Regions from separate parts of the Homo sapiens genome. Here all the other regions are linked to region 7. The links are chromatin loops, found by intact Hi-C in ENCODE. Cell type or tissue: heart right ventricle. All regions are shown on one strand. Links, peaks and the distances in the headings refer to the core of each region. The heading gives the core; the rest is flanking DNA.

Region 1 (4,430 bases), core at 259-4,258, 90 kb after region 7:
GAAAAAGTTCTCCTGCTGGTTCTCAAGCAAACCACAGATATATGGTAAGGAAAAAGTGTTACAGTAGGTAGCTAGTCAGACATGAGCAGAGCAGGAGAGGGTTTCTCCTTGTTCCCCCCCCCCCCACTACACCCCCCCTTCCACCACACACACACACCAGGAATGTCAGGTGACAGGTGAGGGTCAGGCAGTTGTCAACTGTCTCTCTAAAATAATAATTGGTCACAGACAGTGCCAGGGAAAGGCAGTCCCCCTATAGATAGAAAAAACCTGAAACTGGTGACCAGCAGCTTCCCAATAAGATTTCAGGAGCTGGGTGAGTGAGCTCGAGCATGAGCATTAAGAAGCAAAATGGTGGAGTTTAACTGGTATATGACCTTCCTCTAGAAATGCAAGATTGGTAAGGAAAGAATGCCCCAAGTGAGCATGCATACAACTTCAGTAAACACATGGCGCATGTCCCCATCCCAGGTGCTAGCAGGCCATTGCGCATGTGGACAGCCCATCCCAAGGGAAGAATCGGGGAAAAGGGATAAAAGACCCCAGAAGTATGTCAACTTATAAAACCCCAAAGTCAAATTACCCACTTGTCTTGCAAGTCACCCACTTGGCTCTCTTCAAGTGTATTTCTCTTCCTTTTGTTTCTGCTCTAAAACTTTTAATATAGTTTTACTCCTGCTCTAAAACTTGCCTCAGTCTCTCCTTCTGCCTTATGTCCCTCAGTTGAATTCTTTCTTCTGAGGAGGCAAGAATTGAGGTTGCTGCAGACTCATACAGATTCGCCCCAGTAACTTGGATACTGGCCACTGGTAACATATTTTGGTGCCGTGGGACTTGGATAACTTCTGCCACTAACATACTTTGATGCTGCATGACTCAGATATGTTCCCTAGTGGTAAGAGACCCCTCTACCACACCTTCTTTGGCTGGAGGCATTCAATCCTTGTACATGGTCTTCTCCTTTTCTCTCTCCTGCTTGCTAACCAACCCCCAGAATAAGTCCTTCAGCCATAAGTGACTCTGCTCCTCTTGGCTGATTTCTCAGTTCACTCTGATGGATGGCTTCCAGGGGTGGGAAGGACTGTGGCATCTGCACCGAGTAGATCTGAGGCATGAATGGCCCTCCTGGACAGGAGGTTCACCAGAATGGTAGGGCTGAAGCCTAAAACTGTGCAATGTCTGGGGTTTCCTCTGCTTTTTCAACTAAAATTGGCTCTTTCCCAAGAACCTGCACTGCCTATTCTCTTGTTTTCTCTGTGTGTATGTTCTGAAAAGGACTTGTGCACCCTCTGGACCATCTGCCACAGGGGCAAGTCTGTCTCTTTGCTCTTACTTTGCATGCCACGTGACCTCTTAAACACACACTCCCGCAGCTCTTATGCATTTGAGAGGCAGCAAAGACATGGGCTTCCTTGTGGATATCTCCTGAGATTTATACTTGTTCTTGTTCTTACCTTACCAGCTTGGATGACTTTCAACCCTTTCAACCCTGTCTGCTGACACATTGCCGGGACAAACACTAATTGGAACTCCGGCTCTGCCAGCTCCTTATGACTTACTATATGCTTTTCCTTCCTGTTACACCCCAGGGCTGGGTTTCCTGGTGGCTTTTGCAAATAGGTGGGATGCTTAAAGGGCAGGGTAAGGCCCCATGCAGGCAGACAAACTGCTTCAAAAGCCACCCCTCTTCCTTTGCCCCATTCGTGGGCAAAGGAAGAATTTGCCCTCCTCTGCCAGTTATTAGCCCAAGCCCCAAGTCCTCCGGAGGTTACTACTTTACGTCAACAGGGCAAATAAACGTTGTCCTCTTGAATCCAAGGGCTGCTATTTTTGCAAGCATATGAAGGCTTTCCATGAGTATTCCTCTCACTTCCTCCCACTTCTTCCCGTAGACTTCATTTCTCTAATTACTTCCACATTCTTCTCAACATGAATTAGGACCTTCGGGGTCATATTCAAAAGGAGTGGGGAGGGAAGTCTAGCCCCCTTGTGGCAGTTAGCTGAAAAACAGGCTTTTGTCTGCTTAACATGGGAAATGGGAATCTGAGAAAAAAGGTCATCATTTTTATTGCTAGAATGCTCCAAGCAAGAGTCACTATAAAGTCATGGAGATAAGGGTATAGGCCAGCCCAAGGCTACAGGTGCAAGAGACAAAAGTACCCACAGGACAGAGATGAAGGGTGCTCCCAGGCTAACAGATTATCATTAGAACAGAGATGAAAGGTTAGGGATATGCAGTAAGATCAGTTATTCTGGAACCTCAAGGATGAACAGGCGATCCACTGTTCACTCCAGTATCTCCTCTGTTCTCAAGTGGGTAATTGTGATGAGATGGGACCAAGAGTACACAGTAAGGCTGGTTAATTCCGGAACCCAAAGGACAATGGGGGATGCTCCATTCAGGATAATAGGAATGTAGAGGGAATGCCTTCTTTTTTCTTTTTCCTTTTTTTCTCTCCTGTTCTCTCTTTGCAGATGGGTAATCACATTCCCATACCACAGGACATGCCCCTGGGATGCATCCCCCAAAACTAGGAAAAGTTTGATTCTACCAAATGTTAAAACAAAACAAAAAAAAACCAGTTTTCCTTTGTAATACTGTTTGGCTTAAAAATAAACTGGGAGGAAATTACAAAAGTCAGCCTTGGAACCCAGTTCCCCTGTGCAGGAGGTCCTCAGATTAGCCTCCTCAGTCTTTTATAAGTGAGAGTAGAATAAGGAGGACAGGGCTAAGAAAAAGGAGACATGTAGGACAAGAAGCAGGCTCAACTATTGGCTGCTTTACGAGTTCTCCAACCCCCTCTAGGTTGCCCTAAGAACACTCATACAGGACAAAGCCAAGGTCACCTATGGAGGCGGCAAGTAAAATTATAAATTTCCCTTTTGCTTTCAAGAGCTGCCTACTGTGTGCTAATCTCCTTCTCTAAGCAACTCCCCTCCAAATCCTGTTGGGTAATGGGGCCAATGGCACCCCCTCCAAGAGATTCACATCCCTTTGGGCAAAAATATACTTTTCAAATGGGTGCCTGCTTAATACTTACCTGAAATCTGAATTTGTTTTTCTCTCTAATAGCTATATTTCTCCTGGGAAACCTACCTAAATCTTTAACCAGCAACTTCAACCTGGATGGTCTTACCTCAGGAGTTTAGAAATAGCTCACCATTATTTGGGCAAGTCCTAGCAAAAATATAACTGAGCAATTTCTTGAGGGGGAGATAACTTCTATAGTATGTAAATAACCTCATTTGCTTCCCCGTCACAGAACTTGCACAGCAACTTTCAGTACAAATCTTAACTTTCTAACAGAAGGAATATGACTTTTGTCTAATTCAAAGGTTGTAAAGAGGTACTTTTCATAAGGAAGATGATAAAGAAAAGAGATTTCATATGAGAAAGGATCTTGCATGGTAAATTATTGTCCTAAAGTAAAATGACTGGTTCTTTAAAAAGAGGGATATTTAGGACAAGTCAGAAAGTCCAAGCCTGTCATAGATGATCTGTGTAAATTGTGAAAAATTTGTGAAAGGGAATTTATGAAAGAAATGTTCTGCAATTTTAAAGGTTTTTAGACCTACTAAATAAATGCTTTATAGACTGCCACTTTGACTTTTAACTGTACAACTTGACTATTTTAAAGCTAGGCATGGCCTGGGGACTTACAGAGTTAGCCATTCCCCCAGGTATGCTGGAAAGAGACCTTATATGCACTTCTGTCTAGTGAATCGCTTACTTATCAGGTTTTTCGCAAAAGTAAAAGTTGTGAACAGTTAGCCATGTAACATGTTCTTGAGACTACTGGAAAAGCAGTCTTACATGTAAGGTACGCAAGGAAAGTAGAATGTGCTTTTGTTAAAAGATTGTAAGAAGGTATGGGAATGTAAGTTTTGCCTAGTTTGGAGGGTTAAAGGATTGTTTTATGTTAGATAGGATAAAGCTGAAGGTTTGAGCAAGTTGTGGAAGGTTTGTGAAAAATTAATCCTATAAAAGAAATTCTATGTGTGAAAATTACCCAAAATTAAAGGACTTTTATTCAGTTTATTCATAAACACTGGAATTAAAGCACAACATAGTTTTATTAAAGTATTAATCTGCTTTTGATTAAAGTGTTATCAGTACATGTTCCAAAATTATGTGAAACTCCTATAATTCTAATGTAACATAGTATACATTATTAGGAATAATTATAATTATGTTTAATTGTTTTGTGCCTCAGGGGTAATAAATTTCTTTGTCAATTGTGTCTTTGATTGTGGCTACCCTAAGACTTTTTGTCATTAACAGATAATTGTTGTCTTGTTTTAACCCTCTTTAAAAGGTGGTTTTATAATCAGCTATAGAACTCTAACAGGTGCTCCTAAATACAGGCTTCTGATAACTTTGAAGATTGAGACATTAGAATAGAGAAAAAACTTTCAGGACTCTTATTGGA
Region 2 (4,430 bases), core at 271-4,270, 140 kb after region 7:
CCCATCTCTTCCCTACCTAAGAAATTTTTCCATCTTCAATGCACCAACATTTGAGCAGCTGTATAAGCACAAAATACTTAATTTGGGAACAGTGTCTGTGGGAAGGAATGCTTTGTTAGTTTCCAAAGTAATGCAAAGCTTAATTTTAGAAAGTAATTTAACTTTTTTTTTTTTTTTTTTTTTGGTTCTGGAAGTCACAGAGATTATGGATTGCACTGCAGAGGCAGCCTGCCTCCTGATGATGCTAGCACTTTGTAGCACTGGGTTTTTCTGCAGCAGTTTCATTTTTGTTCTCATTCAGAGACACAGTGGGTCAGTTCAATAAAAACATTTACTCCCTGAGGTCAGGGCCTATGTCTTGTACAGCCTGTCTGTATGGCCAGGGCCTGACAAGGACAAGTAAGTGGGAAGTATTCTTAAATGTTGAATAGCATTGCATTGCCTATCTGCCTCCCACTCCCTACCTTGGTCTTAAACTTGGTCCAATCAGGTTCTGGAACTAGGAAAGAACAGCTATCAAGTATTGGGCAGGACAGGGACAGGCGGGATCGGATCATACCACTGCTACATTCCATGGCTCCAGGAGAAAGTTATGGTGACAAGATTGAAGAGTATCATGTCCTACCAGATCTGATATCAGTCTCTTCCTCTCAGGGACACACAGGACTAGGAGCTGAAACATAATAGGAATTGGGATAGGAATCTGAACCAATAGAGCCAGATAGATTTGGAGACAGGGACCATGAAATGCAGAAATTAGGGGGGTACATCACCACCACCATAGTAGCAATATTTAGGGCTGGAACTGAGATAGGCTCTTGATAAGTAGCACTGCCCCAGAGCCCTCTGTGGGCTCCAGGTGAAGCACCTTCTATCATTTGCTGGGGTGCCTTTTGACTGTCATGGCATGCTCTAGTGCCTTAACACCACGATTGGTGACATTCCCAATTCCCCAGAAATAAAATTTAAACTCTATTTTCCAAGGGTACACACACACACACACACACACACACACACACACAGTCTCTCTCACTCTCTCTTCCAACTGTGTTATAAGCAAAAGTCAGTTTGAGAGGAAGACAGTGATGAAGTCCCCAAGAGAAAATCACTGTGAGTAAAGATACTGTGGCAGAGTGGACCAGACTCAACCAGAGCACCTGAATCTTGGAGGACAAGAGGTTCCAGGCAGAGCGTGAGGCTGTCTCTGTAGTTCTCACCTGAAGTCCCTCAACCCCAAATCCTAAGAGTTCCAGTATGTTCTGGAAACGAGGGGGGTGGTCTCAATTAGAAAACAAAAATCAAAACGAAACAAAAACATGTAAACAGAGGTACGGTCATTCTGGAGTTGGTATCTTCTCTAAAAGACCTGGAAGACCCGTCCTGCTGGCCAGGGAGGAGCTGACCATTGGAGGTCAGGGGTTTGGGGGAGGTGGGCAAGAGCGGCGGCAGCCAAGGGGAAGAGGCAGCTGTAGGGTGGCACGGCAGCCCACTCCGAGAACAGAGACGGGGAAAAGGAAAGACATGACTGCACAGCCAAATGTGGCAGAGTTAGCCACTTTTGCAGTATGTTTTAAATTTTATTCAAAGTGTTATATTCTGCCAGATCTTGAAATATTTCAGAGCTCAGCCTGTGGGTGGGTTCAGCTCCATATATTTTTCATTAACATCTACTAGTAGGCCTAGGATAGTACAGAGAGAAAAGAAAGAACCACGCCAGAAACACAGATAACGAAAAAAAACCAGGCTGACAAAAAGATACATAGGGAAAGATACAGGGAGATGCTGAGAAAAGCCGTTTTCTAGGTGCGGAGGAACACAGAGTTCTAGGAAGCAATTTAGTCAAGAGATTCAGGAAAGCCTATTAAGACGGTGTCCTGCGAGACGCTAGTTGCTACCCCAGGTTAGAGATCAGGCGGTCCTGGATTAAGCCTCCCCGAACTGAAAACCGAACAGAAACCGCAAAGCTGCATTGTTTTGTTTGTCCCTTGGTTGGGCTCCGGGCAACCAGCGCGCTGGGGTTCTGACACACTGCCTGAGCGCCCCCTGCTGGCCACTGTGCAGAACTTCACCGTCTGGGCCCAAGGTGAAATCGAATTACGTAATTTCTCGAGCTTTGCACACCCCATTTTTACATTTTTATTTATTTTTTATTTATTTTTGTATTTTCCCAAGCTCCTGGCTTCACTGAAGCCTACTGTCTAATGCCAGCGCTTGAATGCTCTGACTGCCAAGGTCCTAAGGCCCAGTGAGGGCAGTCCTGAGAGACCCAGCCTAATGAGAGTGCACGCAGGGGCTTGGCTGAACATTTATGAAACACGTGCCACATACAAAGTGCTGCGGAAAGGCCCAAAGGGATTTCATTTGGCTTTTCGTCTTCTTGCCTCAAAAGGGAGGCTAGAATTAAACTGCCCTTCTGGGGCCGGGGTGAGAGCCCTTCCCCGCCCAGTTCTGACCTTCGGAGCAGCCTTCCAAAATAAATCCCCAGAAGAGCCTCTCAGGGCACCAGCTGGCGCGCCTCCCTCTTTCCTTTCGTTATCTCTCTCCCTATTCATCTTCTCTTTCTTCTCTGCTTGGAGAGGAGAAATTGCAATGTGCAAAGCCCCTGGGGCGAGAGGGAGAGAAATACAAGTCTCCCCAAATGCCAAGCCTATGTTACTGCTAAGAATAGCCTTTATCTCTGGGAGGAAGCGCAGGAGACCTGGTTCCTGTTTCTCTCTCCCTCTCCCTCCCTCCTTTCTCCCTCTCTTCTCCCTCCCCCTCACACCAGATGAAGGTTGATTATAAAGAGGGCAGTGAGCCTGTCTTTCCTAAAGTGACTGAGACTTGAGTCACAAAGGCTAGAGAGGGGATGTGGGAGGAGAGAATGAGAGTCCAGAGGCAGGGTGGGAGGGAAGGGAGAAGGCAAGAGCAGCATGGGGGAAACAGGAAGAACAGGACACGGGAGTCTGCAGCCAACTGATTGACAGGGGTGGTGGGACCCTCAAGGAGCGTCCCTGAGGTCAGCAGTGGGGGCAACTGGGGCTTTAGGCACGCCCCCCCCCCCCCCCATTCTGGCAGGACACAGGCATCACCTTGAGGGATGGGGACAGGTTTCCAGACCTCTGGCTAGTATATGGGCTCACAGTAAGCAACTCTCATCTCCTCAGAGATTAGAAACCCAAATTATGTCTCTAAAAATCAGGTTCTTTCAGGCTGGGAGTGGTGGCTCACTCCTGTAATCCCAGCACTGTGGGAGGCCGAGGCGGGCAGATGGCTTAAGTTCAGGAGTTCGAGACCAGCCTGGGCAAAATGCAAAAACCCCATCTCCACAAAAAAAAAAAAAAAAAAAAAAAAAAGCAAAAATTAGACAGGCATGGCGACTTGCGTCTGTGGTCCCAGCTACTCAGAAAGCTGAGGTGGGAGGATTGCTTGAGCCTGGATGGCGGAGGTTGCAGTGAGCTGAGATCGTGCCACCGCACTCCAGCCTGGGCAACAGAGTGAGACCTTAAAGGTCAGAGGCACAGGGTGAGAACATCAGAAAGGATTCTCTTTCCTTTGTAATGAAGAATTAAACAGATGTTACAGTTAACTGCCTTGCAGGAGTGACCCTCAGGGAAATGGGGTCACATGCTTTAGTATCTTCATTACCTGCTGGGCCCCCGCCCATTGTTTCTTTCTTTTGTCCACCTTCCCTCCCAGCTTGCCCTCTTTCCTCTTTTCACGAGTGCAGCTTTTTGCCCACACCGTCAGTGATGTTCCCCAGCTCTGGGCTCTGGCTTCCTCCCCTACTCACCTTTCCTGTTGCTCCTGGATCTGCTTTTCCGGTCAGAGTGCTTTTGTGGAAGGAAGGGGAAGAGGATGTTGGCATATCTGCTTGGGGATCCAAATGTCTGATGCCTTGCAGATTTCTAACAGGACTAAGAGATATCTCATAGAGTTTGAGGAGAGTCAGGCTCTAGGTCTTTCTTGACTCAACATCAATCTGCAAAGCACTGCTGAAAAATTACTAGACATCTGACAGCCCGTAAGTTGTATTATCTCCTATCTTGAATAGCCCTTGTCCACTTCTACCATAGAAAAGTATTTTAGTGACTCATGAGTCAATAGGAGCAGAGGGGCCTTGGCAGGCACTGCATAAATACATATTATGGTTATTTATCACGAATGAAGATGGCTCATAAATAACTGAAACGGGCCCAGTTCTGCTTCTGTTGAATAAAAGGAAAAAAACCCACAAACATCAAAGGATAAAAAATAAAAAGGGAACGCTCTGCAGAAGATGACATTACTTTGTGTTCTATAGCTGAATAAATTGTAGCAATTGCTAAAATGCTCCTGGAGAATGATTTTAGAAGAGACCTGCTCAGCGGCCCCGAGTTGTGGGTCTGGGCTGCTTGTGACCAGCAGAGGGCAGACTTCAGTTATAAACGGAAGACTGTAGAACAGATAGT
Region 3 (4,430 bases), core at 186-4,185, 530 kb before region 7:
TTTAAGACTAAATCTAAAATTATTGAGAATACCATGTGTTGATGAGAATGTGAAGCACTGGAATTCTGATGTGTTGTTGGTGGGAGTGTAAAATAGTAAAACTGCTTTGGAAAATAGTTTGGTAACCATACACTTACCATATGATCAGCAATTTCAGCCCTACTTTTTTATTCAAGAGAAATATAAACATATGTCTGCAAAAACACCTGTAAACAAACATTCATAGGAGCTTTACTCATAATAACCAAAACCCCAAAACAAGTCAAATGTCCATTCATAGGTGAATGGATAAAGAAATTGTGGTATACTCATAAAACAGAATACAACTTAGCATAAAAAGGAATAAACAGGTGATACAGGCAGCAACACTGACGAATCTCAAAAACATGGTACTGAGCAAAAAAAGCCAGATACAAAAGAAATATATGATTTCGTTTATGAAATTCTAGAATAGGCATCTGTAGTGACAGAAAATAGATCAATGATCACCTGAGACAGAAGATGGGAAACTGACCACAAAGGAGAATGAACAGGGTGACCAACCATCCCAGTTTGCCTGGGACCATCTTGGCAAACCCCTCAGTCCAGGCAAACTGAGACATTTGGTCATTCCAGGCTATAAAAAGAAACATTTTTAGGGTGATAGAAATGTTCTAAATCTTGACCAGGGTAGTGGTTATATGGGCATGTTTGTTGGAATTTACTAAACTGTCATTTAAAATGCCTATATTTTATTACATATAAATTATATTTCTATTAACTTGATTTAAAAAGTAAAAAAAAAAAAAAAAGGGACCATTATGTAATTTGTGTTGCCTTTACTAAATGCAAACAGAAGTTTAACCTTCTTAAATTGCTATTTATAAGGCTAGCATTAAAAGTATCAGAATCTGTCAAACCCTAAAATCAGAACTATTTTATATACAATATGCATATTTTTTAAGAAAGCAAAGATGAGACATAATCAAGAGGCATTTAAAAAACTTTTCAGCCTCTGAAGTTATTCACATTTCAAAACGTTTACTTAGAGCCTATTCCTCAAGAAGCTCTAGGGCAGAGAGACTTGTACGTAAATCAACAACAATCAGGTGACAATAGTATAGCAAAGTAAGTATAGGTAATGTGTGAGGTGAAAGTGCTACACTGCACTGGAAAGAGGAAGGGATTCAGGAAAGGTTCTGGAAGGGGAGTCAAGAGCTGATTTTACTTAAGGAATGTAGCAGGCAAATGAGTAAAAAGTACATTCTATGCACACTAGATGTGTAGGTGAAAAACAGCATTCTAAAAGAGAATAAGGACTGGATTATAGATGGATGATATAATTAAAGGCTAAAAGGTAAGCAAGTGATAGATATGAAGAGCAAAGATTCAGAACGCATGACTATCTTTAACACCACAAACATAAGACATTTTAACAACTATCCTATTTCAACCTCTGAGTATATCTTTAGGTTTTATATTAAGTTTTTATTAGGTTCAGAGTATATTTCTACCTGATTTACTCCAGCTGAATTCTACATTTGGAACTTTTGAAACAGAATAATTGAATAATTTTATAGATAAAAAAGATGTTTGACAAATTATCATTTCATACACAAAACAAGTCTTAGGGTTCACTTGAATTTTAAGAGATGGAAATTTTTTTTCCTCCAAAACGTTTAGACTAAAGACATATATTTTGAGTAATTAATACTTATTCCTGGATTTCCTGAAAACTGAGTCCTTTTTTGACTTAAAGGAAATTAAACTAGATGGAAATGCTTTATGCACTCTTCTGTAAGTGTATTTCATACAAAAGAGGGGGGAATTTTAAAAATTATCACACCAATGGGAAGGGAACATATTCTCAGTTATCTATTACTAGAACTCATGATCTTTTCATTTGTTGCAAAAAGCATCAAGATCAGCCTGCCCCACCCCTTTGGGGATGTTGTTCATCCCCTTACTATTAAATCAATCAATTTATCTGTTCCTGGCCCTACCTAGTTAGAAATTTATCCAAACACTGAAAAATATCAACACAGGAATTATGAGTTGATAATTACTGTCTTCAAAGAAGTACTACGGCCCAAGAAGCACCTCACAAAAAGCAACTGACAAGCTCTGAAACGCTAGTATTTCTTCCACAACGTTGTTTATTTTATAGTTCAACACCAGAGGTCGCCAAACTTCAGCAATAGAGGTGCATGTGTAGCCTTTAAGAGCGAAGTAAAAGAAAACCTATTAGAAATGTCGCTACTCCGCTTAAAATCCTGCAATTGCTTCCAACTGCTTACAAGCTAATGTGATCTGGCCACTGTCAACAGCTCCAGTCTTCTCCTTCCTGGTAAACTCATATTCTATCAACCCCACCAGGCAGAACCTTAAGCGACAACCATAAAGAAACACACCAAACCTAGTTTTACTAAATATTTATCCACTCCCTTCCGCTCCCTATCTGGTAAATACTTTTTCATGTTTCAATATTCAGCTCAATGGTTAGCTCTCCTAAGAAGGCTTTCCAGACAGCACTACTCTGAGTGAAATGCTTCTGCCTTTGTATTCTGCTCAGACATCTGGAATAATACTGGGCTTGCCCTATTGCCCTCAGTTCCTCTCCTCCCATCCATCAGTCTCTGAAGCCCCTGAAGGCAAGAAACCTCTAAGTTCTTGCCCAGCACCTAGTAAAAACTGTTCACTAAATTAACGCATGTAGTTAATGTGGTATGCACCTTGAAAGACTAAAGGGATGTATGGCTAGGCTTATAGATAATGAATTCAATAAAGGTTTTAAAAATGAAATTATATAACACAACATAATCATTGTATAAATGGTTGAATACCTAAACATCTTCATTTATTTTCTGCATATGGAATTTGGAGTGTTGGGTTGTGTTAGATTGGCTGCTATATCCTCAAAAGGACAAATTTTTCTAAATAGAAAACATGTATTCTGTTTCAAAATATCAGTCTAATGACAATAGAATCACTATCATTTTCACTTATAGAGGACTGATATGAAATGTCATCTCCTCTGGCATTTTCCTACAATTTACAGATTTTACTATTTATTTTTTGAGACAGAGTCTTGCTCTGTCAGCCTGGTTGGTGTGCGGTGGTGCAATCTTGGCTCACTGCAACCTCTACCTCCCAGGTTCAAGTGATTCTTGTGCCTCAGCCTCCTGAGTAGCTGGGATTACAGGTGTGCTCCACCACACCCAGCTAATTTTTATATTTTTAATAGAGATGAAGCTTCCTCCTGTTGGTCTTGAGCTCCTGGCCTCAAGTGATCCACCCATCTCAGCCTCCCAAAGTGCTAGGATTTACTGCATGAACCACCGCACCCAGCAGGTTTTACTTTTTAAATCTACTAGTTGTAGGTAGCTAAAGTAATAAGCTCAATAATGCAGATTTTACCCAGTTTATACCTCTCCCCTATACTATATGATTACAAGTTGGTATAAGCAACCATTTTCTTGGGGTGCAATATTTCTCTCTCAGGGTTTCCTTCTAATTTCCAAAAGGCAAAGAGCAAAAAGGTATAGCTGCAGCAATATGAGTCTTAAAGCCCCATTAAGAACTTCAGTGATTTTCATCATTTTTCAGAGCAGCAAGCTGTCACATTATTTGAGCACAAGTAAACAATTTGGGTAAAGTATTTATTTAAACTAGACAGAATGAACTACTAAAGGAGGGTCCCCCCGTGTGCCTATACTCTATTTCATTCACTCTTTCTTGCCTGTCATTTAACTCAAGTTGATCAGCTCTCCTTCCCTTTTAGGGGGCAATCGGGGTGGATGGTACAACTCTGAGAAACCCTTTAGAGTCCTTTGCAAAACTATAGTCAGGGTTTATTGCCTTCCTTAAGATGCAGTGGAAATGACAAAGACATTCTTTTACAGATAGATGTGCTCACTTTTGCCTTAAAAAAAAAAAAAAGCTTTACTGTACTTCATGTATCATGAAACCCACCCCTTATACAACTGAGTGATTTTTACTACATTTACAGAGGTGTGCAATCATCACTGCTGTCTAATTTTAGAACATGTTCATTACCTCAAAATGAAAGCCTGTATCCATGAGCCATCATTCTCATTTCCCCCAGCTCCCCAGAACCACTAATCTTTTTGTCTCCACAATCTGTCTCTTCTGGACATTTAATATAAATAGAATGGAATTATATAATATGTGGCCTTTCGTGTGTGACATTTTCTTATCTATTCATCAGTTGCTAGAAATTTTATTTGTTCCTTTTTTGGCTATATAACATTGCTATAAACTTTGCGTACATGTTTTGTGTGGATGTAAGTTTTCAGTTATTAGGATATATACCTACAAGCTGAATTGCTGGGTCATATAACTCAATGTTTAATAGTTTGAGGAAGTGCCAAACTTGTTCAAGGTTTGCATCATTTTACAACCACACCAGCAATGCATGAAGGTTCCAGTTT
Region 4 (4,430 bases), core at 244-4,243, 170 kb before region 7:
TTAAATTATTGATTTGCTGGGGGAAAAGTAACATATGAATCAATGACATAATTTTCTTATTACCAACTGGGTAATACCAATTGAGTATTACTTTGCATTATAGAAACATGTTACAGCTGAAAAGACTGTACTCCATAGTTCTCTAACCTTGAAATGCATGATTTTCCCAGTCACTTTGTTGGCAGCAGCCACCGTTGGGATTTAAATCTCTTTCCTCCCAGGATCACTGGATGCATATTTACTGAGCACCTATTATATCCCAGAGTCTGTTCTAAATGCTGGAGACACAGTGGTGGGCACAAGAGGACAGGCAAAGTCCCTGTGTTCACAGAATTCCATTCTGGTAGGGGATACAGACAATCAACAGGTAAATCAACAAATATGGTAATAGCAGACTATGCTTGCTATAAGGAACATAAAACAGGCTGATAGGATATGGAATGAGATGAGGGGGTGATCATGGGTAGGGATACTACTTTAGATAGGATGATCAGGGAAGGTGTCTCTGAAGAGGTGACACTGGAGCCAAGACCTATAAGATGAGAAGGAACTAGTCATGGGAATATCTGAGGAGGACTTCCAGGCAGAGGGAACAGTACAGGAACAGTAAGTACAAAAGCCTTGAGATGGGAGTCAGCGTAGTGTGCTTGAGGAACAGAATGAAAAGTGGCTGAGGCAGTCTCTGGGGTATACTCTAGTTGGAGTGCCACGTATCACCACCATGCTGAGGCTGACCCAACAACCAATCACTGCTGCTTAACAATTCCACGTCCTCCATGCCTAACATGGCAAAACAGCATCCCAAAATGCAACTGACCAATTCTCATCTGAGTGTCAAATCCACAGGCAATGGAGCACGACATGCTTGGTCACCACACAGGGTAAGGCTGGAGTGGGGCTGGACGAGTTTGGCTGGTTTGAGGAAGTTGTTAATTTCTGATTGTGGGCTCCATCTAGAAGTCAGCTGTGGGCTAAGGAGAGGGCTGGAGCAGGGCTTCTCATGAGGCACCCTGGGACGGCTGTGGTAGGATGAGGGTACAGTGTGGGGGTGGGAGAGATGGGATGGGCCCTGAGGAAGGATGAAATTGCATCCAAGGCAAGGTGCTATAAGTCCCTTCAGAAAAAAGTCACCATTTTGCTTCTTTTGCGAATCCTGGGAGCCATACTTACCCTGATAAGCTGATGACTTTCTAGTCAGCCAGAATTATCTAGCAAATAGCCAGGTAGCAGTGCTTCACTGCTTTTGCAGAAACCCTAACTCACCCAGACTGGTTCTGCTGTGCTGTCCTCAAGTTTTTGTGTTGTTTTGGAATCCTCTACATGGTCTTCATTTTAAATACAGATACCTCATCTTCTCAGAAGGATTGTACCTCCATTATAGAGAGAGACTCTTCATTCTCTTCTTTGGATACCCTTGCAGTAGTTAGCACAATACCGACCTAGATCTTTCCCCTTCTCAACAGGTAGACTATTTCAGAGGGAATGTCTCATGTGGTTTAATCCTGTAGTGGGAGACCAGATAGTGGCTTGTGCTGCCAAAAGATACTAACATTTGGGATTTCATGATTGAGCTATGTGTGATGAGAAACTGGGCTGCTTACCTGTTCTTCCTGCAGTGAATTGTAAAGGCAAGAAAGAAAAGTATCAGCAGAAGTCCACAGCTGAGAAAAGTCCAAACAATACCCAAGAGGACAGGAGATAATGAAGAGATGGTCTTACTGCTGTGGTGGGAAGATGTCTGAGGACAGAATAAGGAGGAGCTGTTAGGAATGAAGGATCTTCTATAGGTCAAAAACAAACTGCCCCATCGTCACCAAGTGCTGGGAAATATGTATCCTGCATGAGCAGTTTCTCCTCCCACTCCTCCCCTTCCTCATCCCCCTTTCCCTCCACCTCCTCCTCCCCAACACCACCACCACCACATACATCTGAGCAGCCCTGGCATCCTGTGGCTGCTCACTTACAATTGTTGTCTTGCAGAGATCATGAAGGGGTCTCCGATCCAGCTCCTGGCCAGGAAAACTGTCACACAATTCAGAGCAGTTTATTTCAGGCTCCATGTCACCACATGCCCCTGTTGGTGTGTGCTTATTCACAGTCTTGGTTACCCACTGGTAGGGATGTAGATCTTTGACTAAGACACAAGAGCAACTCAAATCTTTTCTTCAGAGGCCCCATTTTGGAGCTGGCTGCAGGCTCAGAATCCAGAGTGAACAACCCATTCAGGTAGAAGCAAAGGGTTATTTCGCTAGGCTCCTTCATCAGACATCCTTCAACTGGTGACCCTCCAAAGTCAGACATCCTTCAACTGGTCCCCTGCTGCGAGTGCATGCCATGTGAGTCAAGAGTGGACATCTTAGTAACCATCAGGCTACACAAGGTGATGATTCTGGTTAACCACCAGATGGCAGTCACTGTTCGAGTACCCTCACTCTGGTTCCTGAAGAAAGGAAAGCAATTAAACCTGTTAAACAAAGGCATGTATACACACACACACACACACACACACACACACACACACACACACACACGTAAATGGTTTATTAGAGAGGTTTTAAAATATCATCTATTTTAATTATATAGTTATATTTTATTATACACTTTATTATATATATTACAAAGGTATCAAATATCATATATTTAAATCAACATATTTTAAGCCATTATAGTAAATAATATTTTTAAAACAAAGATAAAGCATATCTAACATTTTCTGCAGTTTCTTTTCAGATCCTGTTTATGGCCCAGTACTGTAAAGACCTTAGCTTAGACTTGTGAGCCACATTTTTCTTTTTTCCATACTGGGAAACCCAGTGCCCTCCCAAGATCTTTCTAGGCAGCTCATGGCTTAAGTTCTGTCTGATCCTGGATGGTGCTGGGCTCAGGTGCCCCATGCTGTCTCCACACATGATCTGTCGGTCACTCTAGCTCTTGTTCTCTCTAGCTCTTGTTCTCTATGTCCAGTCGGCTGGGGTCAAAGAAAGGTACCCAAGCTGCCTGCAAGAGTCTTTGTGTGTTTGTATTTAAACTGTGAGACTAACAGGCGTGAGATAGACTACTCAGGCAATAGGGAAAGAAACTGGGGAGCTCTAGGAACTCCTGCAGAGTGAGTGGCTGGCCAGAGGATGGTGTTATTTCTCTCAGAAGATCCTTGCAATATGAATAATGTGATCTAAAGAGAAGCTCAGCCTTGTGGAACAAAGACAGAAAGGCAAAAAGGCTCAAATTAGCACCAGTAGAAAAGATAGCCATATCCCTAATTCTTTAAAACAATCAATCCCTTAATAGAGAAAATAGATTTGAAATTTTACCAGTGGTAATCTAAAAGAGGCTGCCACTTCTGCTTTGTATTTTTTAAACAGCTTAGCACAGTTTTCTTTGATTGTGGAGGAAAATTGGACAAGGCAAAAATATCCATTACTATTATCTCAATAGCCACTGAACACAGGGCCCATGTTTAAGCCAGAACAACAGTGACAGGTGGAGAGTGCCATCTTTGGAGTCTGTGTGCTTAGGCACAAATAATATAGCACCAGGTGCTGACCATTCATTGGCCTCTCATATGTTCCTGAATTATTTACCAGGTTTATTACAATGAAATCCCAAGAGAACTAAAAGCCACTATCTCCCATCAAGGCATTTAAATTATTGCATATTCTAGTCAGATTATTGAATGCAAAATTAAGAAGCAAATATAAAAACCTATTTGCATTCTAATTTAGTTGAGATTTTAATTGCTAGAAAGATATTTTTTCTTTTCTTTTTTTTTAAAGTTAGAGATTTCCTATTGTGCCTTCTAGCACAGAACCATACTGCAACCACAGGGAGGATTATTACAACATGATGGATTAGAAGAAAATGTATTTTTCCTATATTGCCCTTTTAATCATAGTGGCAAATAAGTACACTTATATTTGAACCATTATTCATTCAATGTTTATATATTATTATATCATTTGGAAGAAGTGTATATGTATATGTATGGGTGTATATATACATAAAACCTCATTTTGTCCTCACTACAGTGTTTTGTGATGTAAACACCATTCCTCATTTTCAAATAAGTAAACTGAAAAGCAGAGAAGAAGAAAACCCTGCTCCAAATCTGCAGAGGCAAGAATCCCAGGAGTTTACATTCCAAGGTCAATGTCATCCCAGTATACACTCCACATGGTGCAGACACTCTGGACTAACTTCTTCCAAGAAGATACCAAGGGGCCTCTTGGGTTTCTTCAGCTTTAGTTCCCAGAGGTGCACTTCTGTGGGCTCCCTAGAGCTTGGCATGCCATAGTGCCTCTTTACCAGTAGTTCTCAACTATGCAATTTTGCACCTTTAGGGGACATTTGGCAATTCTGGAGACATCTGTGGTTGTCAAAATTAAGAGAAGGATGCTATTCACATCTAGTAGGTAGATGCCAAGGATGCTGCT
Region 5 (4,430 bases), core at 148-4,147, 330 kb after region 7:
CCTGAGTAGCGGGACTACAGGCGTGCACCACCATGCCCGGCTAACTTTCTGTACTGTTTTTGGTAGAGAGAGGGTCTTGCCATGTTGCCCAGGCTAGTCTTGAACTGAGCTCAAGCAATCCACCCGCCTCAACCTCCCAAAGTGCTGGGATTATAGGCTAGAGCCACCTTGTCTGGCTAAGTCATTTCTTTATATATTTGTGAAACCCTCAAAATTTTATAAGGGAAATGGCCTTTATTTAAAAATAAACTTTCGGGTTTGAAAGAAAGGCTGAGGAAGTGTAAAAAGTGCATTCTAAACTGTCAGACTGTGTACTTTTAAATCGCAGTTAAAAGGAGACTGACAAAATTACCTTTTAAAAAGATAAAAAGACAATAACTAACTTTGCACATAAAGGTTAACATTAGTGAATGTGTGACAACATCAATCACTTTCCTGGCCATCACAGCTGTGTCTTCTGCTTTACAACTAAACCATAACAGGGGAGGCGGGCAGTAGGGAAGCTTATCAATTGCCTGATTACTTTTCCACATTTAATGTAGCTGCTAATTCTATCCCTGTTATATGACGCATTAATTCCACAGTTATAACCCCAGAACCTAATACAGTGCCTGTTGGAAAGAAAATAAATTGACTAGTTGCAACAGTTTGTAATATGAAGGGATTGTTAGATACAATAGAAAATGGAATTATAAAGGACACAAAACACCCACTTAACGTATCATGAAGAAGTCTGTTAGTTCTGGATTGTAAATTCTACTCAGTGATACTCTTGCCAAGTCCCTTTAGGCCACAATTACTTTATCTGTAAAACTGAGTGATTTTATTAAATTAACTTCGGCACCACTTCAAGCTACCTGATAGAAATGAAGTCGACATAAATTGTGATTATGTTCATTAAGTTTCAAAAGGCAACTTTCTTAGGGGAATATTAAATAATGCTCTCTGTAAAATATTTCATAATGCAAATAATCCTCAGGGCAATGTGAAAACATTCTTAACCTATATTTGCTGCCCACAATTTTATTTAGTTTCTATTAAGTTTTCAAGCCTCTCCACCTCCAAGCATCTAGCACAACGTCTTTGCTCACAACACATGCTCTTAGGCCAACTCCAGAGGAGCGCTTCTATAAAATGCAAGGTCAGCATTTATTGAAGTTACTAAGGAGAGCTGAATTGGGGATTATGGAAGAAAAGATAAGGGCAGTGAGGTGGGAGCTGGAAATCCAGACGCCAGCTGTAGTTCTCAAATGTCCCAGGTGTCAAAAGAATTCTTTTTGCATCCACTGAGATTAAAAAAATATATATATATTTAACACTAGGATTAAATTGGGCTCAGCGTTAAATCCTAGCTGCTTCAGAATAAAACTCTTACTTTAATTTCTCTATTGTACAGTCTAGGACATAATAGGTTTTCAATGAAGATCAAACGAGAACCAGGAAATTAAGCTCAGTTAAGAATAAAACAGGACCACTACCCAATATGTCACTGCATAATTATAACTTAGCGTTTAAGTTCGTGGACTCCGCGTTCAAAAGGATTCTGTCATTTACATCTCTCTGCCTCACTACTCTCATCTGTAAAATGGGATAACAGGACTGTCTCAGAATTAAATGAGTTAATACATGCGAAGCGCTTGCCAGTGCACGTTTCTCAGTGCACGTTTCTCAGTGCACGTTTGACTTCCTTAATGAACAAAATCTCTTGAAGGCACGGTCCTACTAACTTCTGTACCCTTAACATAGAACCCCATACAATACTCAATGCCTGCTTTTTTTTTTTTTTTTTTTAATAAAAGAATTGACAATACACTCTAGGCTGGGGTCGCCTGGGAGACCGATGCGGAAAGCCGCGAAGGCAAAAGACCCGGGCTCCGCGACCCCCACCCGCGCGACGACGCCGCCGCCACCGCGTCGTCACACGGAGCAAAGTCCCCTGGGAAGTGTAGTCTTCAGGCCCTGGGAGGGACTTCAGCCACGGGCCGAGGAGCCAGGAAGTTGAGGGAAGGAAGCTAAGGGGAGGGTTACTGGGTAACTCAAAAGTGTCTGGAGCCCCAGAGGTAGGGTAAGCCGCTCACCTGAGTCTCCCAACACCAGTACCTTCACCCGATCCAGGGACGCCATCTTGCCACTGCCTTCCCTGGGTTAACGCCTGTTCCTGGATTGTAAGCCAATCAGAGTTGGGCATGGAGGGCAGAGCCTTCAATTTCATTGGCCACTCGGAGCGTGACTGTCTTGATCGAAGGTTTCACTGAACTCATTGGCTGGTCTGGTAAAAGGTAGCGGGGTGCTTCCCCAGCTGGTCGCAGGAATAGTGCGTTTTCTTTGTCGCGCAAGGGGCGTGGTTCATTTAAGCCGGTAGTTGAAGCGCTGGGGGCAGCTGTAGTGGGAGTGTTCCAGGATTCGCCTTGGTAAACCTTGTTCCCTGTTCCTTGTTCGGAGTTCCCTGGCCGGGCATTGCATTTCATGATTTCTTCTTCCTTTCGCTCCCTCTTAACTATCCTCCCCTAATGAATTACCCTGTTGCCTTGGTCCTCTTGGTCCTCCAAAGAACCATTGACCCCGGAGCGGCCCGTGTGCGACCTCGGGTAGGGCGGGCTTGGCTGCGCCGAGTGTGGCCCTGGACCCAACTGGGAGAGTCCGAGGGAGTTTGGGGTCTCGGAGTCTCGCATTGGGGAGGAGTGCATATCACCGAACGCGTCTCGTGGAGGGCAGCTGGGTCCGGAGGTTTCGCGGTAGTTTGCCGCTGTGTGTGTGAAGGCGTGGAAAGTGCCATGAAATGTGGTAACACAACACCGCAGTTAGATGTGTAGAATCCCAAGTTGTTCTAGAACTGGAGTGGCGATTTACTGAAGTAATCTAACTGGTCTCTTCGCATCCACTTTTCTTGTTTTTTTCTCCACTCTGCAGTCAGTACAATCTTTTAACATCCTGAATTTGATCCACGCACCTCCCGCTTAAAACTGTTTTAAATTTAAGAAGAGAGTGCCCAGTAGCCTGTCCGATTCTACCTTGGAAACAAGAGTGGAGGAAGTGAAGCAGGGGGAAGCTGGCAAGATGAGCCATGTTGGAACAAAACGTGCCTAGGAGACATATGGAAAGTTTTATGGAAGTACTTGTCTGGCTATGCTAGATGCTGGAAATTAATTGGTGAACAAGATGAAGTCTGGTCTTAGAGATAGACATGGAGAAAGTACAAGAAGGGGGAAAGAGCCATGGAACACGTGAAAGGGGATGATTGTATGCTACTTAATGGGGAGTCTGGGAAGGCCTCCATGAGGAAATATCATTTGAGACTTGAAGGATGATTAGGAGAAGGGGGTTTGGGCTTAGCTGTAGGGGCAGAAGGAACAGCATGTGCAAAGCCTTGGGATGCAGGGAAAGCACATGTGGCTCATGGAATTGAGAATATGCTGGTGTGGCTGGTTATGAGGCTGACAGGGTAGACAGAGGGCAGAGGGTGCCTTCTTTTCAACTTTGTTTCTCTGGCTCCGTGCCTGGTGCACAGTAGTCCTTAAATGTTGATATGATTAAAATACACGTGGGTCTGGGCTGGGGTAGGGAGGTGAGGCTGGGATCTGACTCATGGACTATGGAGATCAAAGGAAGAAACAAAGGTCCTAGGAGGTCCCACGCTCAGAAGTCTCCAGAGACCAGCCATACTCCTTCCCTAATAACGCCAGCTGCTATTCGGCTTCAGCTTATTGTTTCCATGTGGGAACATGGGCTCACTTTTTCCTCAGATATTTCCAATTTTGCAAGAGGAGCTGGAAGTTGAAATTTATGTGAACTCTTACAATTTTTAAATGTTGACAACTAATTCAGAAAATTTTTGAAACATTCTTTGGGTGATACAATGCGTGGGGGGCTGCCAGTTTGAGAACTCTTACCTAAGACCTCTAGAGATTGAGTAAGGAGATTCAGCGTGAGTGGGAAGTGATGGAGGAGAGAAGGTAGTGGTCAGGAAGGAGGATTTTAGAATGCAGAGATTTTGAACAAAGTGGCACAGCTTGATTTCATTCCTGAGCTCTAGTTTCATTTGTTCAGCTACCTGCTGGGCATATTCAGAGGAATATCCTATGGTATTTCCTCAAAGACACTTCTAAAAGTGATTTCCTCATTTCTTCCTGCTCCTCGTCAGGGGTCACCTATTTCTCATGGCAGTACTTTTCCTAGCTACGCTGGCTCAAAACAGAGAGCTATTTAAGATTTTTCCTACTCTCATATTCTGTATCCAATATATTTTGTTGGGTCCTTTTGATTTTTTTTTCTGTAATAACTTTCATTCATTCTGTTCTCTTCTTGCAATTTTTTTGCCTTCTTAGTTTAGATTTTATACCCCCAATATTCCACACTGCCTCCACCTTCACTCACTTGAGTCCGTTCCTCATATTGGTATAAGAGTCATTTTTCTAAATAGGGGATTTATT
Region 6 (4,430 bases), core at 104-4,103, 380 kb after region 7:
CTTCCCCACTCTCCATCCATGTGATTCAGCTGGGATTGACACCCATCATAGTGACTGGATATGGGTTCCAGGACAATCAAGTTACCTAAGGGTTTTTGTTGAAATGGAAAAAAAAAAAAAAAGCCACTCTTTTTTTCTACAAGGATTGCTAAGACAGAGACTAGAGGTGGAGAGAGACAGATTTCCAATCATGACACTTGAGCTCCTAAATTCTGCCACACTTGTAGCCATTCTTACCCTTACAATGATTTTCTGTTATGTGAATCAATACATTTTATTTTATTCTTGGGCCAATTTGAGATGGGTTTTTATCCCTTGCAATTAAAAGAACTGACCAAGACAAGACCTGTCAGCCTACTGTTATCTCCACTTCTATAGTTCCCTCTGGGCCCTATTCAATTGGAGACAGCATTTTGCCCATATCCTTAACCTTCTCAACCCCTGCCACTGACTCACTTCAGTATTAAAATTCCATACATACACTAGGGCTTTTTAGTCTATCAAGAGGCTTTCCTGTCTAATTCGATTTTTACATAAAGCTTTGAGGAAGATAGAGGAGGCATTTTTATCCCTTTTCTTCTGCTGAGGAAACAAGTTGAAAGAAGTTTATGCTGATTTACCCATTTCAAGCTATTTGTAGTCACTGCTGGGACTCAAACCTGATTTTCTTAACTGCAGATCTAGAGTTTCTCTTCTTTTCTTTTCCTTTCCTTTCTTTTCCTTCTCTTTCTTTTTTGTTTTTTTGAGATGTGGTCTCACTATGTTGGCCAGGTTGGCCTTGAACTGCTGGCCTCAAGCAATCCTCCCACCTCAGCCTCCCAAAGTGCTAGGATTACAGGCCTGAGCCATTGGACCTGGTCTTAGAGTTCTTTTTTTTATAAATTGTGTTGCCTCCCCTGGGTAGAAACACAGCTCTAATGTAAACTTACACTGTCTTCTCCCATGGAAACCTTTTTTTAACACCTGTAAGGCCCTGTGGGACAGAAGGCCTTTGTTTCACTATTTCTTTGAGATTGCTGTCCTCCATTTTTCAATATTTGAATAACATTTCATCTGTGTGTACCATCTACTACAGTCTTTGTTTCTGTTGTAGGTTCCTTCTCAAGGACTTATCCTAGTTTAAAAATACGACTTTTGCCCAAATTTCATTTGGGTCCTACTGCCCGTTGGAGAACCCTTTGGCTTCTTCGATCCTTCAACAACCCAAGACCTCCCACAAAGCCAGTCAAATCATTCATCATTTCTACTCTTCCTGATCTGCTTCTTATGATCCCACTCCTGGGCTGGGAAGTGCAACAGCAAAGAGACTAACGCATGCACTTTTGGCCTTGCTGCCTATTTTCATCTGGGCCCTTTCTGCTGTGCAGATCTCTAGGTGGCTACATTCTTATAGTAGCTGCTTCTCAACCTTTGCCAATCTGTTCATGGTCTTGCTTTCTCTATTTGATGTCTGAAACCAGTTTGCCTTCATAGAACTTCTATAATAAACATTACTGTTTGCCTACTTAGCATCTATTGCTTCCTTCCTTATAATATCTGATTTTTATTAAGGGATCCCCTTACCAAGGAAGTACATGTGTTTTAAGAGAAGCTAATGCTATAGTCATATCCACAGCTGGTCCTGATTGAGCCAAGGGTAATTACAGTAGTAATTGGGGCTGTTCCTAAATATTCTGGTTCTCCTTGGTACATAGTAGAATTGTATTTCCCAGCTTGTTGAAGTTAGGAGTGACCATATGACTTGCTTTGGCCAGTAAAATGTGAATAGAAATGATATATGTCACTTCTACGCAAACGCCTTTAAAAGCCAGTGTGTGATTCACCAGACCCCCTTCCCTCTGCTACAATGATTGCTAAAGCCTGTGTCAAGGTGAAGCCTCCATTAGCCTCTGTCCTAGGGTGACTATAATGGTAGAGCGCCCCCTGCTGACCCACACTGGCATGTAGTGAGAGCAATAAAATTTTAGCTGTATTAAATAGCCACTGAGATTTGGGGGTTGACTGCCATTGCAGTTTAAGTCCTAACCGAAATAGTAATCACATCCTCTAACCTGTACCTGGGTCAGGAACCTAGCCTAAACCAAGGAATAGGTTGAAAAAAAGCTTGTGACTCAGTTGGTACACTGAGATGAGAAGGGAGATTTGCTGGGGCTTTGATGAAAGAAGTAAGTTACTTTTAAGAAAGTAACTTTATGAAAGTAATTCATCAGAAGAGATGAATCCTCTCTTTCTCTGCATGTTGTGTGTAAACGTGAATCCTGGAGTTATTGTAGTCATCTTGCTACCTGCCTGAGGATAAAGCCAATGCAGGGGGAGAGCAGTACCAAAAGAATCACAGAGAAATGAAGCCAAAGCCCTCATTGAATCACAACCAATCATTACTCTACTTCTGGACTTTTTCATTTAGGAGAACCAATACATTTCCTTTACTGTTTAAGTCTTTTGAGTTTTCTGTTACCTGCCTCCAAAAGCATCTTAACAGTTGCAACTTCCTTTCTCGGTTCTTATTTCCACTTCCCACTCTTCCATTTAGTCTAAAAGAAATAATAACTAATAATGGCATTTGTTTAGAGAAGACTTACTCTGTAGCTGGCACTATGCTAAGTGCTTTTCAGAAGGAGATTATCATTCCATTTCAGAGTAGCAAAATGTGTGAGCTCTTTGAGAGCAAGATATATGTATTTTTAAATTTGTAGTTTTTGTAGAGATGAGGTGTTGCTAGGGCTGGTCTCGAACTCCTGGCCTCAAGCAGTCCTCCCACCTCGGCCTCCCAAGGTGTTGGGATTACAGGCATGAGCCACCATGCCCTACTTGTAAGAATCTTTTCTCATTTGTACATATTTGTTTTCACTGCAATTATGATATAGTACAGAGCCAGTACTGAGCAAATATTAACTGAACAAATATAAATTGACCTTTATCCTTAAAGGGCTTACTGTATTGTTGTATATTCAAGTGTTAGAAACCTGCAAGATTCAAGACCAATACAAGACAGTATATGCTGTTACTCAGTTGAAGATCCAAAGGGCATGGTACTAATAGTAAAGGCTATGAAAGAAAGATATTGTCATTATCATGATTGCCTGAAGGTTGGGAGCAAAAACTTTTTGGAAAAGGTCAAATTTGATCAAAAAAGAAGGATCAGAATTGAATAGTACAGCAGGTTGGGGAGTGGATATCCCCTAAAGTCAGGGCAATAACAGAAGCAATAAATAGCATGGTGTCAAAAAGGAACTTGGTGCATTGAAGAGTGTGCAGTATATCTAACTGAAGTGCTCAATGTTAGACCTTTTATTCCATTTTTCTAATCATAAGAGACAATAGAAAGCCATTTGCCTTTGAATTGCTTGAGGTAGGCTTGATATAAAAGAGGTATTGTGGCCACTACTCTGACTATATGCTCAAACCCCTTGCACACAGTAGTTAATGATGTTTGTAAACTTCAAATGCATCCATCCATGTACCATTTCTCCCCAGAGAGAGTAGAAGTTTCCAAGGGCTTGTGTGCCAAGCATTCTGCTTCTTTCCTGGCTCTCTTAATTCAATGCTAGACACATACTGGTGCACAGTAGTCCCTCAGTTAAGTACTAACTAAATTGATTTAAATTATCTGGTTTGGGGAAAGAAGTTATGTGCCTAGTGAGCCTGGTTTCTCAGCACATTAACACTTCATCAAACCTCTGTCAGATCAGATTCTCAATAGGATATCTTAAATACATGCTATTAAAATACCTAAATAGAAGTTCCATCTGTTTGAATAGACTGAGCCTGATGAATCAGCCAGAGAGGTGGGAGGCTGATCCAGCCAGACATGAACCTATCGGGTGGGGAACAGGCAGCTAGCTCTCCCTCCTTTTGCTACCCCGCTAGTGCTCACATTAGAATGTACAGATTTATGAAGTGAAAACATGATCAACCAGTTAGCAAAACGCAAAGACTGGAGCAAGCCGTAGGGCATTGTTTGTAGGCTCGCTAACAGATGTCCGGCTGGAACCCCTCTTCCCAGCTGTAGATCACACTGAAGCCCTTGTTAGAGTAGGAGAAAGAGGAGCCCTGGGACCTGCCCTTTTCACAAATCCTGGGCCACTGGAGTCTACATTTTGTTTTCATGCCATTGTAAAAAAAAATTTAAAAAGACACAAAAAAACAGGACTTATTTTGGAAACTGTCACCAGTGAAGTCACCAAGGACTTAAAGACATAAAATATAAAGATGGAAAAATGTCGAGGAAGCTGCATCCCTTCATATTTGCCCAGCAAAATTTTGCACGAACATCCATCCTTAATGAGAGTCATCAAGCCCAAATTTCCAAATGGTCTTGGCTGCCAGAATTCTAGTTACAATCAGCTTCTCCCCATTCCCATTTTCCCTTAAATACCCTGGTTGTGGGTTGCATTTTTCGATGCTGTGATTAAAGAAGGAAAATGATT
Region 7 (4,430 bases), core at 132-4,131:
AAACCCTGCATCTCATCTACTGTTTTTAAAAATTTGCATATCCTCTGACCTAGCAAGCCCTGGTGTCAATCAATGCTACAGAAATAAAGGCAGGGGCATATAAGGGTATTTGCACAAGGATGTTATTGGTTATAGTGGTAAACAACCCAAAGAACCAACTGAATGTCCATCTATGGGAAAATGATTGAATAAATCTAGTTCTTTTATATTACTAAACATTATGCCACTACAATGAGTTAAATGAGTTAAAAGTATATGTGCTGATCTAGAGGGTTGTCCCTGATAAATTAATGAGTAAAGAATACAAACTGTATATATCTATATCCATATCATGATCCCATTTTTGCATAAAATAGGGGGAACCATTATGTCTACAGTAGCATATAAACCCTATGCTTATAGTAACATAGAAAAGAAAAACATGTGGAACATGTATCAAATTGTTAACGCTGGTTACTTCAGACTAAGGGATTGAAGGGTTATGGGGGAAGATTATAATTTTATGCTTGTGTAAATGTCTGTACTATTTGACTTATATAAAACAATTCTTATTTTTTAATTAAAAAATCTTATAAAGCTAAATTTTTTTAAAAGAAAAAATATCCATGCTTTAAAAATCAGGAATCTGGAATAAGAATTCCACGTTTTTCAGGGGGATGAAGAATGCTTTTATAAAGAGAATGAAATCATTGGCACTGCCTGCTGATGGGTGGCTCCGCAAGGTACCACATTGGCCTTGGCCACTGTCCTCTGGCTCCCGACATCAGGACTTACCTCAATGCAGAGACAGGTGGGTTCCCCTTTCTCTGTGACTGCACATTCCCGGCCGGCTCCACAAAACACATTGGCACAGATCTTGGATTTGCTCCTTAGCTCTTCCTAAAACATACAATCATAAAGGAAACCGTGTGACTGAGATGAACCCATTATGGAATGAGCCCATAATGAGATTATCTTTCAGGCTTGGGCTTTGCTCTGGAGTCATGGCTCATGGTCTTAAACAGCTAGATGTTGGGTCTTAAACAGCTGTTGGAGACGTTGCCTCCAACAGCTAGTGCCCTACTCCCAGATACTGCTTCAGCCCAGGTTCAGGTACTTCTGAGTCCCTAATATGTTTCTCAAAGAGCAAGAGTTCCTTTCTTGCATGCTTCCTTTCTTCTAAAAATGCTTGTTGAGCACCAATTTTATGCCAACACTACGCTGAGATGGAGATACAAAGGACAGACCCTGTCCTCAGGAAGCTCCATGACTCTCAGAGGAAACTCACAAAGAAAGAGACATTTGGAAAACAACACAGGAAGTGCAAGAACAGGATCACCAGGGAGCTGGAGGGGAGGAAGAGGGTGAGAATTTTTCAAAGGATACTTTCTGAAGATACTAGGTCTTAACTGATTCTTAAAGGGTGAGAGGAGTAAGTCAGGCAGAAATGGAAACATTGTACAGAACTATGACTATCTGAAGGACCCAAACCTGACTGAATGGTGTTCTAGGCATTATCATCTCAAAGGGCAAAAGAAGGATGGCTAAACCATTGGAAACGTGGATTCGCTATTTTTGCTATGGTCCCATTTAGCCCCTACCCATGTCTGCCACTGTCTTCAAGATTAAGAGGGCGAAGCTGCCTGAAAGTAGAACTATTCTCAAATCATTTGCTAGTCAGGCATTCCCCTGTTCAGACGTGTGCAGCAGAACTGACAAGGCAGGGAATGGTCTCAGTGTATGCCACCTGAGAATGTGGGGGTATTGACAGGCACTGATCTGTTGGTGGCTCATCCCTTCCCTCCCATTCACTGGTGGCAGAAAGCCAGCCCCACCTCATTCACCACTCAACCCAGGGGTAGTGGTGGTTGCATGAAGGAGAATGTGATTTCCCCAGCTTCTCATCCTGACTGGCTGGGCAGGCAAAATCACGAAAGACCTCCAGACTCAAGGCTACTGGGCTAGATGCTGTGACAAAACCAACAAAGACTGCAGGAGGCACGATGGGGTCATGGGGCTGGCTGGGGTAAGGCAGGGATGGAACCAGACAGTCCACCCTCCAGGCCATGTCTACCACATTATGCAGAGAACTCACACCCACAAGTCTTGTAACAGTACAATTCTTATAGTTGGTGAATGTTTTATACTCAAGATTAGGGGAAAAAAGCAAAAAGAAAGAAGAGGCTTTCGAGCTGAGGTGCTGTATCCAATACAGCTAGTCTGCTGCCACCCAGAGGCTGCTCTGCAAACTCCAGGTCATTATTTTCTGTCCCAAGCCAGCTTGCTGGTCATGCAGGGCTCCCATTGGTCTAGAAGCCGTTCTCAGCTCACATTTCATTGGTTCACATGCTGTTGATAAACCAATTCTTTTTTGAATGTTGCTAAGGCGAATTCAAGAAAGCTAGCAGGCGGGGAAGAAAGAGGAAGTAATTCCCAGAAGTCCGCGGGGATTGGAGAGCTTTTGTTTTCCTAAACAGAGAGTGGAGATAAAAATCAAGGATATTCTCCAGGCAGGGCCCTCTTGTGGAAACTGTGCCTGACAATGTAAGGCAACACGAAAAAGGAAGAGGAAAAGGTTTTTGCTGACGAGTTGTTCCCATGAGTTATGGACACACAAATGCATAAAAAAGCATGCTCAGACACATGCCTGCACTCAAAGACACCCGCACACAGCTCCACAGGCAAACACCCACAAACCTCCACTCACTAGTCTCTGTCCTTAACTAGTAATTTTCATTCTTTAAGGCTCACATGTCCTCATCTATAAAGTAGGGGTAAATGCCAACCCTGCCCTGCGGAGATTCAGTGAGATACATGTGGAAGTACCAACTGTAAAACAAGCTGCATATGAAACCTGTTATTCATGGGAATGCCTTATAGAGCTACTTGCAGAAAAGCCTGTGGCATGTATGGAACCTCCTTTTAACTTACATTGTTGTTTTTAGTAAGTATTAAAAACGGATTGAATTAAACCAAGTCATTTTTCAGGAATAGTTCTCAAAAATCCATTTGAAGAAACAGATAACTTTTGAGTTATAACAACTAATATTTGAATAGTACAATTTACAAAATGTTTTCATACACATGATTTTGTCTTATAGGGAAACCCTGCAAGAATAGGTATATTATTATTAACCCTATTCCATAGATGAGGAAATTGAAGACCAGAAAGGTCAGATAACTTGCCCAAGTTTCCAAAGCTAGAAATGAGAGGAGCTAGGATTCCAACTCGTATCTTCAACCACTGATAACTAAACTCCCATTTATAAATATCCGGCATCCTACTATTTTTATTATATGTGATTTAAGCTCTTCAATAACTCCTTAAGTTAGACATCATTACTAGCCCCATTTCACAGGTGAGAGAGCAGAGGCTTAAATAACTAGAAAGTGGCAGAGCTAGAATTCTGCCCAAAGGGAAAGCAGTTTATATTTGATTTATTTTCATATCCAGATGACGTAAGGAAATTATGATGGGGGTGTGAGTTGCATAATTAGCAAGTGTCGGGAGAATGTGCGTTAAGAGTGCGTCAGAGATTTAGGTTTAAATTACCCACATCCCACCTCTATTCCTTACTTGCTGGTCGTGGGCCAGGTGCTCTCTTTAAACCTCAGCTTCCTCGTGAAAACTGGGAGTACTGATTCTTAGAGGGTTGTTGTGAGGATTAAACGGGATGTACTGCAGGCAGCACAGTGCCTGCCACACAACTGAAAGTGGCTATTACTACAGTGGGCAATTTATTTTCAGACAACTTTCCCACTGAGATGCTGTCACTACCACCTTGGGCTGTCATGTCCCCGTTTTTCCCTGTCCTCCCTTGCACTGCAGTGATAATAGAGAACAGAAGGACTCACTGAATGGAAAAAACAAAAGGCCCGTTTGAAGAGCACACAGAGAAGGGGGGAGCCACTAGTTACACAATCATTCCTCTTTGCAGGTGACACGTCTGTCAATAGGTGGCAATCTCTCTCTGTCTTGCACAGCCCAGCACTGCAATGCAGAAGCGCAGTGTTGGCTCCTGCAGCTCCACCCAGCTCTGTCCTCGGAACAAGAAGTGGTGCAGGAGGTGGAAGAATAGGGTGGCTGCTCCAAAAACATGGGTAGGGGGATCTACCAATGTGGGGGAGGTCTCACCTGCAGCCTCATAGCCCTCCCCAGTGATCCCCATTCACAGGCATGCTTTGATGCAGAAATCAACAATGAAGAAAATTTTCTCCAGAGAGATAGGCTTTGTGCCATTGAAAGCTCTTCTCCAAGCCTCATCTTCTCTGGGAGTGGGAGTGTCAGGTGCATCCCCGAGGTGCCTAGAAAGTTGCTTAGGGTGGTGGGTAGTCTTACCCATCTACTGAGAAACTGATTCTGAGTGGGGGAAAAGAACACCTTGAGAGGGGTTGAACATGCTCATGGGTTCAACCCTTCTCGTGGTGAGGAAGAGGGAGATGAAGCAGGG

What was found. A loop is a pair of places that touch in the nucleus more often than their neighbours do. Peaks named below come from ENCODE experiments on the same cell type or tissue, not always from the same donor. Only the 100,000 strongest peaks of a DNase experiment are listed, where the experiment ranks them.
Region 1: it touches region 7 in a loop (10-fold over the local background); 44 of 110 quality-filtered maps call a loop at or near these places.
Region 2: it touches region 7 in a loop (7-fold over the local background); 94 of 110 quality-filtered maps call a loop at or near these places.
Region 3: a loop joins it to region 7, with 7 times the contacts of the local background. A loop is called at or near these places in 36 of 110 quality-filtered maps.
Region 4: a loop joins it to region 7, with 10 times the contacts of the local background. A loop is called at or near these places in 95 of 110 quality-filtered maps.
Region 5: it touches region 7 in a loop (5-fold over the local background); 10 of 110 quality-filtered maps call a loop at or near these places.
Region 6: it touches region 7 in a loop (6-fold over the local background); 28 of 110 quality-filtered maps call a loop at or near these places.

What each region holds. Positions count from the first base shown.
Region 1 is chr3:120,505,390-120,509,819 of GRCh38, forward strand. All of the region lies in intron 2 of LOC107986121 (a long non-coding RNA gene), which reads left to right. Among named protein-coding and RNA genes, the nearest start is that of FSTL1, 57 kb to the left of the region's middle. In heart right ventricle, for the core only: a CTCF peak has its summit at 1,991 (motif pointing left); a DNase peak (open chromatin) is centred at 2,002; H3K27ac peaks cover 1,668 bases.
Region 2 is chr3:120,557,034-120,561,463 of GRCh38, forward strand. No RefSeq gene overlaps it. Among named protein-coding and RNA genes, the nearest start is that of NDUFB4, 37 kb to the right of the region's middle. In heart right ventricle, for the core only: CTCF peaks have their summits at 2,057 (motif pointing left) and 2,260; DNase peaks (open chromatin) are centred at 2,018 and 2,725; H3K4me3 peaks cover 1,596 bases; H3K27ac peaks cover 3,428 bases.
Region 3 is chr3:119,889,970-119,894,399 of GRCh38, forward strand. All of the region lies in intron 7 of GSK3B (glycogen synthase kinase 3 beta), which reads right to left. Among named protein-coding and RNA genes, the nearest start is that of NR1I2, 110 kb to the left of the region's middle. In heart right ventricle, for the core only: a CTCF peak has its summit at 2,153 (motif pointing right); no DNase peak of the experiment used is centred there; H3K27ac peaks cover 403 bases.
Region 4 is chr3:120,242,039-120,246,468 of GRCh38, forward strand. It overlaps GPR156 (G protein-coupled receptor 156), which reads right to left. Exons shown (of 10, transcript NM_153002.3): 2 at 1,965-2,440; 3 at 1,602-1,738. The coding sequence starts at 2,060. Among named protein-coding and RNA genes, the nearest start is that of GPR156, 41 kb to the right of the region's middle. RefSeq lists an enhancer at 674-1,873. In heart right ventricle, for the core only: a CTCF peak has its summit at 2,383 (motif pointing right); a DNase peak (open chromatin) is centred at 2,347; H3K27me3 peaks cover 496 bases.
Region 5 is chr3:120,740,384-120,744,813 of GRCh38, forward strand. RABL3 (RAB, member of RAS oncogene family like 3) reads right to left here and starts at 2,133. Exons shown (of 8, transcript NM_173825.5): 1 at 2,079-2,133. The coding sequence starts at 2,124. GTF2E1 (general transcription factor IIE subunit 1) reads left to right here and starts at 2,361. Exons shown (of 5, transcript NM_005513.3): 1 at 2,361-2,411. RefSeq lists enhancers at 1,394-2,032, 1,864-2,153, 2,033-2,671, 2,119-2,413, 2,294-2,413. In heart right ventricle, for the core only: no CTCF peak of the experiment used is centred there; a DNase peak (open chromatin) is centred at 2,288; H3K4me3 peaks cover 2,789 bases; H3K27ac peaks cover 1,831 bases.
Region 6 is chr3:120,793,316-120,797,745 of GRCh38, forward strand. No RefSeq gene overlaps it. Among named protein-coding and RNA genes, the nearest start is that of LINC02049, 41 kb to the right of the region's middle. RefSeq lists an enhancer at 1,747-2,041. In heart right ventricle, for the core only: CTCF peaks have their summits at 1,917 (motif pointing left) and 2,135; a DNase peak (open chromatin) is centred at 1,906.
Region 7 is chr3:120,415,149-120,419,578 of GRCh38, forward strand. It overlaps FSTL1 (follistatin like 1), which reads right to left. Exons shown (of 11, transcript NM_007085.5): 3 at 775-879. LOC124900546 (a long non-coding RNA gene) reads right to left here. Exons shown (of 2, transcript XR_007096030.1): 2 at 2,089-4,430. It also overlaps the pseudogene BTNL12P. Among named protein-coding and RNA genes, the nearest start is that of MIR198, 22 kb to the left of the region's middle. RefSeq lists an enhancer at 1,954-2,123. In heart right ventricle, for the core only: CTCF peaks have their summits at 2,220 (motif pointing left), 2,420 and 3,929; DNase peaks (open chromatin) are centred at 1,873, 2,243 and 3,966; H3K4me3 peaks cover 1,084 bases; H3K27ac peaks cover 3,334 bases.